Regions from separate parts of the Homo sapiens genome. Here region 1 is linked to region 2. A link is a loop called in an ENCODE intact Hi-C map of the cell type or tissue named here. Cell type or tissue: A673. All regions are shown on one strand.

Evidence for each region. A loop is a pair of places that touch in the nucleus more often than their neighbours do. Peaks named below come from ENCODE experiments on the same cell type or tissue, not always from the same donor. Only the 100,000 strongest peaks of a DNase experiment are listed, where the experiment ranks them.
Region 1: a loop joins it to region 2, with 4 times the contacts of the local background. A loop is called at or near these places in 3 of 110 quality-filtered maps.

What each region holds. Positions count from the first base shown.
Region 1 is chr5:86,496,829-86,504,828 of GRCh38, forward strand. No RefSeq gene overlaps it. Among named protein-coding and RNA genes, the nearest start is that of COX7C, 120 kb to the right of the region's middle. In A673, a CTCF peak has its summit at 4,307 (motif pointing left); a DNase peak (open chromatin) is centred at 4,293.
Region 2 is chr5:86,676,294-86,684,293 of GRCh38, forward strand. No RefSeq gene overlaps it. Among named protein-coding and RNA genes, the nearest start is that of SNORD138, 60 kb to the left of the region's middle. In A673, a CTCF peak has its summit at 3,372 (motif pointing left); a DNase peak (open chromatin) is centred at 3,388; H3K27ac peaks cover 614 bases.

The DNA.
Region 1 (8,000 bases), 180 kb before region 2:
GTGATATTTTTATTTTATTTATTTTTTCTTTTTTTTGAGATGGGGTCTCGCTGCGTTGCCCAGGCTTGTCTCCAACTCCTGGGCTCAAGCAATCCATCTGCTTGTGCATCTCAAAGTGCTAGGATTACAAGTGTAAGCCACTGTGCCCAGCCTTTATATTTTTAGCCCTCAATTTTTTGTTTCGGAGAACTGAAATACCCACACCATAAATTCTGTCTGGGTTTTATAGTGGTACTCTGTGAGAGAGACATGATCGTGCACTTACTCTGTTTTATCCAGAATCAAAACACTTCAGAATACATTCGATAGTCTCAATCTTCCTATTTTACTTTCTCTTCAGTAGTTACATTCAAATAACTGATTTAAATATATCTTTTTCAGTTGTGGTTGTCATTTTTCATTACAGTCTTCCAGAAACATAAGAGCACCCACAACTAATTAATTAATGACAATCACTCCCTATGTTAATGTAAAATTACAGAAAATAAAAGAAATATTAGTTGGTACAAAAAATATGTATAGATTTTTAATCATGTTACTGTTTCTCTTAGCACATAACAAGCATTTTTATTAATGGCTTAAATAAGCGTGTGATTTATGAGCAACATGACTTGACAACTTTAGAATATGTCAGTATTAACAACGCACTAAGTAAACTACTATACTGAAAAGGCTCAAATTGTATTAACTTTTATTCTTTCCTACATTGTCTTTAAATTCAGTACTACATTAAGTCCAAGAAAAGTAAAACTATTCATTAAATTACTCCCCAAAGACTTCAAATTAAACAGCTAGAATCCTTGGGATTTAGAACATATCTCACTTTTATCCAAAATGGCTTGTGTTGAATCCCTTTTGACAGAGATGGTTCAACTGTTATAGTGACCTGCTCTTATCAAACTGCTAGCTATTGTCAGTATACTTCTTTTACTTTGGAAGTAGTAAGATACAGTTTAACTTTAAAGAATTGAAAGCTCTGCCTGTAATAACTTTATAATACCACGTGGTCAACGTGTTAAAAATGCTTCACAATCACTAATAATAATAGCAAATTCACGGCAGGTTTTTGGTTAAATTTGTGGGGATTTTTTGTCAATTCAGCGACAGCTGTCAAAATGCATTTTGCTATTTGAAGAAATTTTGACCGAAAGTGAATGTTTTAATTATTGAAATGTAATATAATTAAAAACTTGGCTTGTAACTAGAGAATCCTCTATTTTTGCCAGTATACACAATCTTCTATGCCATTTCTCCATTATATTTATTTGGTTTAAGGAAAGATTTATTTTAAAGATCTATACAATTTATAAAAAATTAGTGGTGGAGCTCATATTTCTATAATGGGAAATAATTTTAGAAATCATACCACTCTCATCTTAGAGGTGAAAATTCTCAAACTCAGAGACTCAGCCTACATCATGCAAGTCAGGCACCCCAGTTTTGTAAATCACCTAATATTATTTCTATAATATGAAAATTATTTTGTGAGTCTCCTGTCCCTCTAAGACAAATGCACAGTAATGCAAAAATTTGCTGAAATTTTAAGGGTTCATTTAACACTCATGGATGTTATGAGAGTCTCTAGATTAGAAAACTGCAGAAGGACAATTTACTAGCTATCTGGACAAAGAAAAGGTCTGTACCACACATCTTAAACTAAGGTAACTTCCAAATGGATTAAAATTTTAAAGGTGAAAATGGAAAAATTAATGTTCTAGAATCAAACATGGCTGAGTCATTTCGTTTTCTTGAAATGAAGAGTTGAGTCTAACTGTACCTCAAAAATCCACAAACTAAAAAGGAGTAACAAATTTGACTATAAAAAAGATAAACATCAAAAGATAAATTTAGAAATATATTCAACTCTACACATATTAAGGGCCATTCTAGCATGGTAGGCAGAATGGCTCTTAAGTGAAGTGCCTGCCATAGTCTCCAGATTCTGTAAATATGTTAATTTGCAAAAGGAACTTTTCTGATATAATCAGCTTTATTTTAAGAAGCTACATTTGTGATAATTTGTTACAGTAGTGTCAGAAAACTTATAAAACTATCCAGTATTTAAGAGTGAAATTTAGCCTGCAGATATAGTTGAAAATATATTAAGTATTTTTTGCAAATTTTTGTTTATTGAAGCATAGTTTGTTACTGTTTCCAGTAAAAGACTGGAAAACACCTAAATGTCCATAAGTAGGAATTTGCTGAATAAATTGAGTTACAACCATATTATGGAATACTTCTCAGCTATAAATAAGAACAAAAAAGCTTTTTATACTGTTATAAAAAGACATCCAATATATAATATACTGTCAAATGAAAAATACAAACACAATACTATGTGTGAAACGATAGAAAAAATTAAAAATCTGTTGATATTTACTTGTATATGCATAAAATCCTTTGGAAAAATATAGAAGAAAGCAACAACTATTTTTAGATATAGTAATGAAGAGGAAACTGGGTATTCTCAGTCCCCAGAATTATTTTTGTGAGTCTCCTGTCCCTCTAAGATAAATGCACAGTAATGCAAAAATTTGCTGAAATTTTAAGGGTTCATTTAATACTCATGGATGTCATGAGAATCTCTAGACTAGAAAACTCTGCAGAGGGACAATTTACTAGCCATCTGGACAAAGAAAAGGCAGGTCTGTACCACACATCTTAAACTAAGGTAACTTCCAAATGGATTAAAATTTTAAAAGTGAAAATGAAAAAATTAATGTTCTAGAATCAAACATGGCTGAATAATTTCATTTTCTTGAAATGAAGAGTTGAGTCTAACTGTACCTCAAAAATCCACAAACTAAGGAAAGGAATATTTCTCTGTGTATATTCTAATAAATGTTTTAACCATGCATTGTTATTCTAATGTGTGTTTAAATAATGATGATGATGATAGATAGATAGATAGATAGATGATAGATAGAGAGATAGATGATAGAATACAAAAATAATGTATTTGAGTTATCTTACACTACCTTGTGTTTTCTTTCATATATATAACTGCTTAATGGTGTGATTCACTAATAAGGAGAAAACATATCCTGTCTAAAGGAAGAGAGAAGAGAGAAAAGGAAAGAAAGAAAAACTCATTTTTAATTTGTCATTAACACACCATGTTCTGTTATTGGAAATAAAAATTTGGATTTTCCAGTTTCACTGGAGCTGTAATACAAATTCATCTTGATAAGGTAGCAATATTTTCTGAATATTCCACATGAATAGATGTGACATACAGAGGCTAACAACACATTACATATTTTTTAAGGGTAGGAGAAGACAAAAAAATTAATTACTAAAACAATTAGCATCAAATATTGAAAAAAGTAGCAAAAGACAACCCATTTTTCTTACAGTTGCTCCTTTCCTCCCTGACATTGAGCATCTCTTTTCTCTGGTCACTTCTCTGAGAAGCAAACCTTTCTCTCCTCATCTCATAAAATTTGTTCAATAGTAGGGGTCATGAAAGTAAAAGCAGATTTTGCCAATATGCAAAGAGTAAATGTGAGGCCAAGGATGTGGCAGAAATCCAGACCTGTTAGTTCTCTGCCAGATTTTTAGAGGGTCTCTCCCTAATGCAGGCTTGACTGGCTGGTAACAGTACAAGCAAAGACCTGGGAGGTGGACAGTGATGGGTAAGTTTGGAGTTCTTTCAAGTTAATAGGGAAGCATTTAGAATAAGGTGTGACAGGTGATATCAAACAAAATTAGGAGGGTCTTAAAGACTAAGTAATTCTAATTAAGCAACCAGGCATCTTCACAGATTGTTCAGAAAAGAGTGGCAGCACCAGAGATATGCTCTGAAGATTAATCTGGCAGAGTGTTATACAATATGAATGGATTAAGGAAGACAAGAGGCCAGAAAATTTGTAGGCAAGAGCATGAGAGAAAGCACTTTTAGATTCAAAATCTACTTTAGCCTTCTAAAAATTAGTGAGGCTGGTTGGCAGTTGCATTATTTACTGCTAAGTCTGATTAAATCCCAAAAGCATTTTTTAAAGGAGAGATTAAAGGAAGTGAAATCAGAAGTTAGAACCCAGTGAAAGTATCCACAATTTTTCAAAAAATTCATTTCCAAAAGGCCATCCAGTTAATGTAAGAAACACTCTGATGCATCCGTGGCTAAAACTCTGATATTTCTTATAAGAACTGCCATTTCTAAAGTGTAATTGCATAACACATTGCTAAAACAGTAATGAAAGAATTTTAGAGCATCCATCAAAGGACATCGAATGTGAAATAAACAGCATTAGTTTAGGAATCATGGGATTGCCATACAGGACATTAGACAGCACTGCCCTCTGCAGTTAAATGTGCTCTACTAGTTGAGCCCTTCAGCATTTGTTACAAACCCAAGCCTCAAACCACTCAGATATTTTGTCATTTCATTTACTGTAGCCAACAAACTGATAGCATTACCAAAGTCTCCAACCTCAATCCCTACAAAAGGAATTACTTCTAATAATGAAAGGTAGCATGAAAAGTAAGGAATAATGAGGACAAATCCAGTTTTGTTTACTGACTTCTATGTACTAGACTTTGTTCTTGGTGAACAAGATGGGAAATATTCTTGAATCATTGGTGTTTCGACTCTATGGAAGGGTGGAACCATACCATAAAGAAGCCATCAAACAATTGAATAAAATTGTCGTAAGTTGTGAAAAATGTCATGAAATAAACCAAATCTAACACAGAATTTCAGGTAGATCTCATCAAAGGAGGTGATGCATCAATTAAAATCTGAGGGATAAGAAAAGACATAAATATGTGAAGAGTAGGGAAAAGTAGAGGGAATGGCATGTACAAATATCCTGTGGTGAGCAAAGAGAGTAGCATATTCCAAGAACAGAAGGAAGACAGTGTTGCAAGAGAATGCTGAGCAAATGGGACAAAGATAACATAAGGGTTAATTGCTAAGCAGAGACAGATTTTAAATATTTTACCTACATTTAGGACCTGGTAAAAAAAATAAAAATTTTTTCTAAATGCAATAAGGACTTTTTCAAGGGTTTTGAGTGAAAAATAATTGTAAAGTTGTCATGTTGTTACAAGATAATTTTGGTTGTTCTGTGGTGAGCACATCCCAAAGGGAGAAGAAAAGACAGCATTCCAGATAGTCTTCAGAGAACTCGTATATCATATAACAAACTTATTCTAGTCCAGTCTTTGTTTTGTGGTTATAGAGGAGTGTTAAGGAAGAAGAAAGGTTATATTCACTTATAACCAATCAATTCATAGCCTTACATTGGTAAACACTTGCCCTGAAATTACATCACTGTCCTCAGCAAAAGAAGATGGTTTAATGACTATTTAATTACAATATATAAAATAGGATTAAGTTCATAAAATCATGGGTGAAATTTCAAAAGAGAAGAGTTCACAATGATTTACCACCTTTGAAATGGAAAGGCCCACGATGTGCTACTAGCCTGTACTCTCCAGATAGGACCTTACATTTGAACATCCATAGATGGTAAACAGCTCCTATATTATCCCTGTGCAGTCAGGAGGTTGCTTTAACATGAACTATCAATCCCTCTCATATGTTAACGTAAGAAAGGCTCAAAAATCCCACAAATAACTAGGATTTCCCAACAAAGAAGCCCCTTCTTATTCATTTCCCAGAGTAAATGGCATTTGTCCACTTCTGATGTAGAACAAGAGAATGGAAATAAAACTACTGATTTTTTTCCAGGAAATTGAGCTGTTAATTCACTCATTTTGAGCCTTTATGATCTTTTCTCCCTGAAGTAGAAAAGAGAGAGAGAGAATTTTGCTCACCATTCAGGATCTCTTTTTGTACTTTAAAACAACTCAGCAGTACTATCTGTAATACAGTTCCACAGAGAGAAAAATTTATTTTCTATAAAAAGTGATACATTAAACATTCCAGTTTCTGGCTGCGGCATTAATGGAAAGCTTAAGGACTTCTAGAATTGAATTAACTGCCCCAGTAATTTGAAGTTATTCTGATTTCTTAGTCTAGGTTTTCATAGCTTACAAGTATGTGCGTGAAAATGAAATCATGAACGGAATATTAACAGACTGATAAAGAGCCTTCCAACTGGTGACACAGAATCCACTGCTACAAATAACTAAATGAGATTAATATTACTGATAATATATATTCTCTATACTTTGATGCACACCATTATCTATTTCAATTTCTAACATATCTGCCATGCTTTATTTACTTTTATTTTTAAATTAATATAAATAGAAGCTGGCGTCCATGTAATATGAATACCTTTTATGCAGCACTAAGTAAAACACTGGTTCTGTGAATATTCAGTTCACTTATCAAATGTCATAGTGTGTGTGTGTGTTAGGTTAACCATTTCAGAGTGAGTAATGATCAATATTTAAGGAATATTTGAGGCCTAACAAACATATCAATACTTGTACAAATTTAGCTTCTTTGCAGAACTGGAAGTAATGATTTATTTCTAGTTTTGGTTTTTTGTTTGTTTTAGAGACAGAGTCTTGCTCTGTCACCCAGGCTGGAGACAGTGGAGCAATCTCAGCTAACTGCAGCCTCTAACTTTTGGTTCAAGAGATTCTCCCACCTCAGCTTCCCAAATAGCTAGGACTACAGGTACAAGCCATCATGCCCAGCTTACTTTTTAATTTTTTGTAGAGATGGGGTCTCAATATGCGGCCCAGCCTGGTCTTGAACTCCTGGCCTCAAGAAATCCCCCCGCCTCAACCTCCTAAAGTGCTGGGCACCATGCCCAGCCTATTCCTAGTTTTCAGTTAGATATATTTAATACTGGAGGATTATCTAATGCTATGTGAGGGTACATTTTTACCATGAGAGATGGACAAATATTAAAATTCTGTTCAGCATCACAAATACTGCATCAGGGTAGGCTGAAGTCAAGCTTCTGAGACTATTCTGGCCTAATTAGCAGTACAATATTTGTTTAAAAGTCTCCCTTTCATGACTTCTGCCATTAGAAACTAAACACCATGGAAATGGCTTTTGTAAAGCAACATTTCTTTATTCCTGTATTTTTCTTCTATCTCTCAACTAAGTAAGGATTCTACAAATGCAATGTCTCTCTTTTGTTTTACTAATAGATATTGCAAAATGTACCTTTTTAAGAGAGCCAGGTGCAGTGGCTCACACCTGTAATCCCGCACTTTGGGAGGCCGAGGCGGTTGAATCACCTGAGGTCAGGAATTCGAGACCAGCCTGGCCAGCATGGTGAAAATCCCCCTCTACTAAAAATACAAAAAATTAGCCAGACACGGTGGCTGGGCACCTGTAATCCCAGCTACTTGAGAGGCTGAGGCAGGAGAATCACTTGAATCCAGGAGGCGGAGGTTGCAGTCAGCCGAGATTGCGCCATTGGACTCCAGCCTGGGCAATGAGAATGGAACTCCATCTCAAAAAAAAAAAAAAAGAGAGCCAAACAAGTAAATGAAATTAAGTCCAATTCAAGTTTACCAGATTAAAAAAAAAAAGAAAAGAAAAAAAAGAACAGAGCTATAGATCAGGAGCCCATTGCTTAATAATGAGCTAAAGGCAGATTGTAAAGTTGACGGATTTCACAAAGTATTTTATTGAGGTCATGCACAATTATAAGCATTGGAACTGCAGTGAAATGACAAAAGTCTGTGTGTAACTTTAATGGAATCTATTAATAATTGACATTTATTGAGTAATTTATAGGAAGTCTCAAGATCCAAAATATTTCTTGATGGTTTCACTTAATCTTACAAGAACCCAGTTAAATTTCTACTTTTTTTAAGCGTTATTTTAAGTTCCAGGATACATGTGCAGGATGTGCAGGTTTGTTACATAGGCAAACGTGTGCCATGGTGGTTTGCTGCATGCACTATTCATGATAGCAAAGACAGGGAATCAACTCAACTGCCCATCAATGATAGACTGGATTAAGAAAATGTGATACATATACACTATGGAATACTATGCAGCCATAAGAAGGAATGAGAATATGTCTTTTGCAGGGACATGGATGGAGGTGGAAACCATT
Region 2 (8,000 bases):
TGTAGTCAGAGCAAAGTGCTCTTCTGCCTGCGTTGTGTTTTTATGTATTTGTAGGTGTTATGAATCCAAAGACTCATAGATGGTCATTTTAACCTGACATGCTCTGTTGTAGGAGAGCTTCTTCAATTCATTAACCTCATTTAAATAGACACAAAATGCTAAATCAAGAAAATTCCTTCTGATCATTTTAGAAATCAGTAATGACTTCACCACAGCAATATCTCTTTTGGGTGTTTGACAAACAGTATCTTTTCTGGTAAGGAGGAGTAATAGAGAATTTAATAATCATGGATATGAATAGGGGAAAAACTGAAAATCTGCTCATTATAATTATAATAGGTAGTATAATTAGAGATGCCTGGACAACCAGAGCAATGGAAAGAGCTAAGAATGTGTAAAAAATGAAGAGGAGGCTGGGGAAAGCTTCAATTGTAGTGCCATTTCAGAGTTAGATTTGTAAAAATCAATGGAAGCAGTAAACAAGAGAACTGACTCCACTAATGCATAGTGTGCATAGTGGGAATGATATATGAATTACATTCTAACCATATGTGAATGCAAATAGTAGTATCATATTTGGAAAAGGACATCAGCTCTTTACAACACTGTATACTCTCCTAGACCATAGTCTTCTTTTTTTGTAAGATAAAAAAAGATTGCCCCCAAGCCTAAAGCAACACATATCCGTAGTTTTGAATTGAATCCAGGATTGATACTTTACTTTACCGATGTCTTTGAAATCAACATGGTTGATGACAAAAGACATATAAATCATCCTATGAAATCTTGTGACCTTGATCTTTGCTACTTTATTCAGCCAAGTTGGTTCTTCTCAGGACTTTAAATATAAGAGCATTGAATTGACTAAAACAGTGTGTCCTAGGGGCAGAATAAGATCTTCGTGATTAATGATTTATTGGAAAAAGGTACTGAGAAGAGCGGGTGTGTCTTAGACTTGGGATCCCTTAGGTGGTGAGTTGATATTTATATGCTATGTTATTTTATAAATAATTGCTAAAAAGTGTCTCAGGAACATTGTGTAATCCTTTAAATTTGTAATTGTAGGCGGCCCTTAATTTTAAGGTAAGTGATTTTGCTATACAATAAAATAATTAAAAATGTTCAATTTAGGCCCAACTCAGGACAATGCCAATTCTTATACTGTTTTCTAATTAAGAAAAAAATAAAGTGAAATTAGTAGGAGCACATTTTTAATATCTCATAATTAAACTAATCAATAAAAATAAACAGATGTTTGGCTGAAAGGGAACAAAGAGAAAAAACAAAGGGAGAAAGGAAATCATAGGTTCTCAGAATAGCCTGCCCAATGAGCGAAGGCAGAAGGAGAGTGAGTTACCGGCAATAGACAGAAAATTGCTTGCTTTTTTGTTTTGCTTTCCTCAAGCATACACAGATCCAGCTCCCCATACCATCTTCTCCATATTTATGACTGCCCCTTGTCCTTAATGGAACCATCTTTCTCTTATGTATCGTTCCTTCACTCCCTTCTTTGTTTTGCTTTTTCTTCATTCCTCCTTGACTGGTGGAGGACATTTCATTACACGTGTGCTTGGAAACTTTGATGCCCTTAGTCTGGCTCAGTAAATATCTCTGTATGTACCTTGTCATCAATGTGACACTTGAGCACTGGGCTTGACTAACAGCAGCAAGTATCTGGATACAGCATTCATTCTAGGAATAATACGGTATTTTTCTGGTGGAGGAAGCATGGACTAGACTTTTGGAAACCTGGGTTCTAGGCCTGACTCTGGCTCTCTTGAGCAGTTTGACCTTGGATAATCAAGTCCTTACTTCTGGTGTCGATTCCAGGTCTCTGAAGTGATTGTATTGATATTTTGTATTCCCTCCTTGGCTAATTTAGTCCAACCTTCTCATTTTAGGGGTAGAGAAATTAAGCTATGGAGAGAATTATCTACAAACATCTCATTTATCTTGTATTAATATTAGTTTGCATTTATATTACTTCATTTATATAGAATTGTCTTTATGTAGAATTTTATGTGTGTATAAAATACAACTATTGAGGATCCCCACTCCCCACTCAAAACAACAAAATTCACCTCCTTAAATTATCTGTTCTTCAAATAATACCTCATCCAGGTATACTACTAACTGTAATCCTCCCAAGAGTTTTATTTTAGAATGGGGAATAAAATGAACAGTTCAGTAGTAGAAGTGAGAGACTAGATATTTTTGTTGCAAATAAAGTTATCCAGGGAAAGGGGAGTGGTCAAGAATAACACACTTTCTGGAACAGGAAAATTAGAGTGGCCTGACTACTATTATAAAATGAGCAGGTATACGTTTATATAATATAGTTTTTTTTTTCAGTAAAATTCTAAGTTGTGAAGACGCTGGTATTCTATTTTATTAGAAGCCATATTGCATGCAGAAAGTTACACACACACATTCATTCACATACAAATATTCCTAAGTGAAAAACTATGTTTGCTATATTTGTCATTTAAATATAAACTTATGACAACTTGTGGCACAGGTTTATTTTATTTTTGACATGGGGGTCTTGTTCTGTCACCCAGGCTGGTGTGCAATGGTGCAATCAGTGCAATCACTGCTTACCGAAGCCTCTACCTCTCAAGTTCAAGCAATCCTCCTACCTCAGCCTCCCGAGAAGCTGGGACCACAAGCATATGCCACCACACCCAGCTAATTTTTTTTTTTTTTAATTTTGTGTAGAGACAAGGTCTCCCTGTGTTTCCCAGGCTGGTCTCAAATTCCTCAGCTCAAGTGATCCTCTCGCCTCGGCCTCCCAAAGTGCTGGGATTATAGGCATGAGCCACCATGCCTGGCCTGTAGCACAAGTTTAAAGATATTATTGCCAGAATGTCTGCTTTCCTCAATAAAGGCTAGAGGAAATCGAATAGCAAAAGTGCTGTTGGAAGGAGAGGTACCTCAGGCCTGATTTATCTACTCTTATCTGTCTACGTTAAGCTAATTGAAAGAAGAAATCATGTTTGCTGTGAAACAACCAAAATCTATTATGTGAGGGACTTCCCACATAGTGAGTTAGATAGAAAGACTAATACAGTTAGCTAAACTTGTGCCAAAACTATTAAAATGTACTTTTTAAAGTATACTTTACAGACAAAAACCAACTTGGCTGTTATTATAATCTATGAATATAATTCATAATACAATCCATGATATTTGAAACTTTGAGCCCCTCAGTAATTCTTTATTGTGCATTGTGTATGTGTATATGTGTGTAATGGTAGTAGCAGCTGGCAAACAAAAATGATTTTTATCTTAATGTTACAGTGTTCCCAAGTTTATTTCCTTAAGTACTGCCCTGCTGAATTTTCTTAGTCGATATTGCCCCCTTCAGTTCATTCCAAGGATGTGCATGATAATAAATGGAGCACATAATTTTTCTCTGGGCTGTGTTTAACTTGGCACCAGGAGATTAACAGACAAGGCAGCCAAACCCACTCAAGGCTGATATGACCTCATTGGTCACATGGACATTCTAGTTCTTTCCCAGGCATTATTTCCACATGAGAAAAGATGTTGTTTTTGAAGGAGTCAGCAACCAAAACCAATATCCACATTAAGGAATCATTGCCAATTAGATTGCCTTTAGTGGCAATGAAGGATTTGAAACTGGTGTAAATTTCTCTTAAAATCATATGGGCCCACTGTAATTACTACAAATAAAAATAAAAAGATATTGCGAGTGTCCTTTTGCCTTAGGGTCAGAGAAGGAAACATAAGCTGGAGGGCATTTAATTCAGCCAACCTTCATTATTCGTTTAAAACCTTTAGTAACAGTTATTTTCATAGCATTCTGTTGATTGAGCAAGCCAAGATATTACATAAAGGCCTCCTTGTTTGTAGAAGGGCTTAGGAGAACTGAGAAAATTTGGTGGAAAATATGACTAGTTTTGTGAAGATTATATAATTTGACATTTTATTTAACAGCAAAGTATTATTAATCATTTTTACCAACCACAAAATACAAATGTAGACATTTTTAAATACTCAATATAGGTCTAGAAAACCATTAGTGATTTCACAAAACATTCCACAGCCTTATACCAACCTTGAAAATAGTTTCCAAGAAAGCAAAAGGCTCAGACACACAATTTATCAGTAGGCAACCCTATATATTGCATGAATGTTAGTTCCACCCTATACTCTGCTGGCCTCTTCCTGCTGTGTTCAGTTGCAATGGACTAATCAAACGTAAACCTCATTCTACATTTAATTCTGAAATTTCCCACAAGCATAGATTTTCAAAGAAACAACAACCAAAACTGTAGACAAAGGATCTTTATCCCATTGAAGATAAAAAAAAAAAATAGGTAACTTGAAGTTTTCACAATAGACACTGATAAATGGAAGAAGCATGTTAAATTTCTTCGGCGTTTAATCCTCCCTTTAAATGTTGATAACTTATTAATCTTCAGTTCTGTAATCAAAGATAAATATTTTAACCACTATTGCTGTGTTTCTGTTATATACTGTCATGGTGGTATTTGTTTGGATTTTTTTTAATAATGGAAAACTACAAAAAACAAAATATTGTATTATTCATATCTATACTTTAACTTGGGATAGCCTCCAAAACAAATGTGACTTAAATTTAATGTCAGTGGCAATTTGGTTTTTAAAAAATAAAATTCAATTGTAAATGAATTACTTTTTAAATCCACTGAGCAGAGTTCACATTTTACTTTGAATTTTTCTTCTCTTTTTTCTCTTTATGTTTGTATGTATGTTCATGTCTGTGATTTTCTTCCCCTAAGTAATACTAAGATATTCTAACACTAATTATTTGGAAATGTAGGAAAGTAGAGAGCAGAGAGGGGAAAAAAAAGGAAATATGATTCACTTTTTCTGTTTATATTCTAAATTTTGCTTTGTGCCTTAACTTTTTGTTTTATGATTATATATTTTAAAAACCTGTATCTTCTCATCTTTCTTGAGCTGTTGTTCATAGAACCTAAGACACTCTTGTTCCCTCAAATCTATTCTCTACTCAGAAGCCAAAATGACCATTTAAAAAAAATTAGATGATTGTGTTGCTCCCTTTCAGTGACTTCCAATGCAGTTAGAATGTACACTAAACCCCTATTCATGGTCTGCAAGGCCCAGCATAATCTCAGCCCCACCTCACTATTCACTTTCCTCTCATGAAACCCTTCTCCCTCAGTGGGCTCCATTTACAGGTATTCCTTTCAGTCCCTCAAATGCTCTTTCCTGCTGCAGGATATTTGCATGTGCTGTAACTTGCTTCTGGGAAGCTTTTACCCCTGTTCCTCATGTGGCAAACACCTCATTCTGCATATTTTGGTTTGATACCACTTTATTTAGATAGGTCAACCACTTAAGTTGGATCATCCTAGCTATCCTCCATCACTGTACTCTGTTTCTTCCCTTCAAAGCATTTATCATTTAAAATGTTCACTTATTTGTTTGTATTCCCACATATTAAGTGCTATTTATCAATGTGTCCCTAAAGTAGTTGAATGAATAAATAAAGTTATGTACCTAATCAAATTTTAAACAACATTGATTAATGTACTGAGCTAAAGGTAGATCTCAGCATGAATATGAAATAATCTCACTAATTTATTCGTTGCTTTTGCTATCTAATATTTATTTGCCAACTATTGTGTACCAAGAACCCTTCTAGGTTCTGAGAATATACCAATTTTTACGAAATGCCTGTTCTCATTTAGCTTATATTCTAAGCATGGATGAAGGGGGAAGATAGGCAATAATAGAGTCAATTAAAAGGTCAAAAGTGCTACAGAAACAAAACAAATGAAGATTAGTGGTGTGTGTTGAGTGAGGAATTTTAAGTAAAATGACCATGGAACCCTCACTAAGGAAAGATTTGGTATCAGTGAAGGAGCAGGACAACCTTATACCAGGGAAAAATTATTCTGAGCTAGCAAACAAAGCAAAGATAATCACCAGAACTGATGAAGTGTTGTGAGCCGGGAGTGTCTCAAGGAGGAGTTAGGGGAGTAGAAAGAGAAGAAGCCAGAGAGAGATAAGATCTTTTAGGCTATTGGAAGGACCTCGGCTTTCACTCTGTCAAATATAAAGCCATTGCAAGTTTTATAGTTTTAAGCTGAGAAGTGACATATGTTTTAAAAGGATTTTCTGGCTGTAGGGTTGGGAATATTCTGTAGGGGATCGGGGTGCAAGTGGGAGATCATTTAGAATGCTATGGGAATTGGATTATTCCCAACTGGATTGTTGGGAAACAATGGTGACCGGGACAGATAGTCACAGTGGAAGGGGAGAAAAGTGGCTAGATTCAGGATATATTACAATGTTTGCTCAGTTTTATCAAAGCTTTTCGTGAGATATGACAGCAGAGAAAATAACCTTAGCAATCGATAGGGTGATGAATAATCTTAATCACGGAGGAAATTACACTTTCCAGATTTACCTTTAGGGAGTATTCTGTATTTGGAAGTTCCTTAAGAGGCTTATTTTGGAAAGAAAGGCAAGGACTAGGGGCTGAATTTAGGAGAAAAAAAAAGTTATCCTTGAGAAAATGTAAAAAAAGATGTGAGTTATTCTGAAAAACAGCCAAGTGCTGAGAGAAAATAAGAAGCCAAGGGTTTGGAGCTGGTGAGATAATGGAAGACAGTGTGTTTCATGATATGACCACTTCCTTAATGGTCCAACTTTTTAGCAAAGGTCCTAAAATCATGAAATACTTGAAATATATAGAATATATATATATATATATATATATATATATATATATATATATATATATATATATATATGGAAATAGTCCATATTGGAATGAATGGGACAGGAAATCAGGCAGATAAACAGAAACAGGAATTTAGTCATGGAAACGTTCTCATAAGACCATAAAATTGGAGGCTAAAGGCAGGCTGTTTAGATCTTGACAGGTTAAGATTGCAGCCAACCTCTATAATAAGCGTAATGACTTTTTAATCTAAAACCTTTGATTTGAGTTCTGTCCCAGGTAACAGGGACCAACCAAGTTGAGATGGATATGGAATATGTGAAGTTATGAGTGAGATAAAATTTGTCTACCATTGTTATTTAAAACAAAATCAAACAGCAAAGCACCCTGAGACGATTAGAGTTCACACAATCAAATCTGGCTTACCTATTAAGCCACCAGAAGTAGAACACTTGGCATCAGACAGGTGACAACTACCATATTTCAAAAAGCCAATGGTGTAACTAATTGTTTGACATGGCAATGGTGTTAAATAATTATTTTATAAAATTCCATGGAAATTAAAAAAATTTGATAGAAGAATTGTTTTCCCTAGGACTCACACTCCAGGACAATTGATAATTATACTAAAATAGCTTAAAAGTTTCTTTTAAACTCAACAAACAGAGTATGATATCAATATTTTTAATAACTAAGATAATAGCTAACAATGTGTAGATGATAAACACTTTTCTGTATTATATATAATTTGTAGTTTTTATCATTTAAAAAAATAGAGTAAGTCATTCAACAACCATTAGAGATGATATACATAAGCAGACACATATACTTAGCACCATGGGACTGATTGACCACCTAAGCCAGCTCCTCCCGGAGGTAGGATATGATATGTGTTCATCTTGGGCATCATGTTGTCCTTACATGACACCACTTCTTTTCCATTCCAAATCTAACTTTTACAATCATAGTAAATGAACTTTGTATCAAAATGAGCATAAGAAGAGAGGACCTCAATGTGGAATTTATAATATGATATTCCCCAAGTGTCTCACCTTCCCATCAAAAAGGCTTTACAGAGATATACTTTTAATAAGTGAATAGTTTGCCAGACTGAAGTGGAGAAGCAGATTGGGCAGCGGTAAGCCGAATTTTTCATCATAGAGCTGGCAGTTTTGGAATGAAATCTATTAGCAGTGATATTTTACTTATTCACTCCATATTAGGCCAAATGACTAGGATGGAGATATAGACAAATACACAAATGTGTATGTACACACAA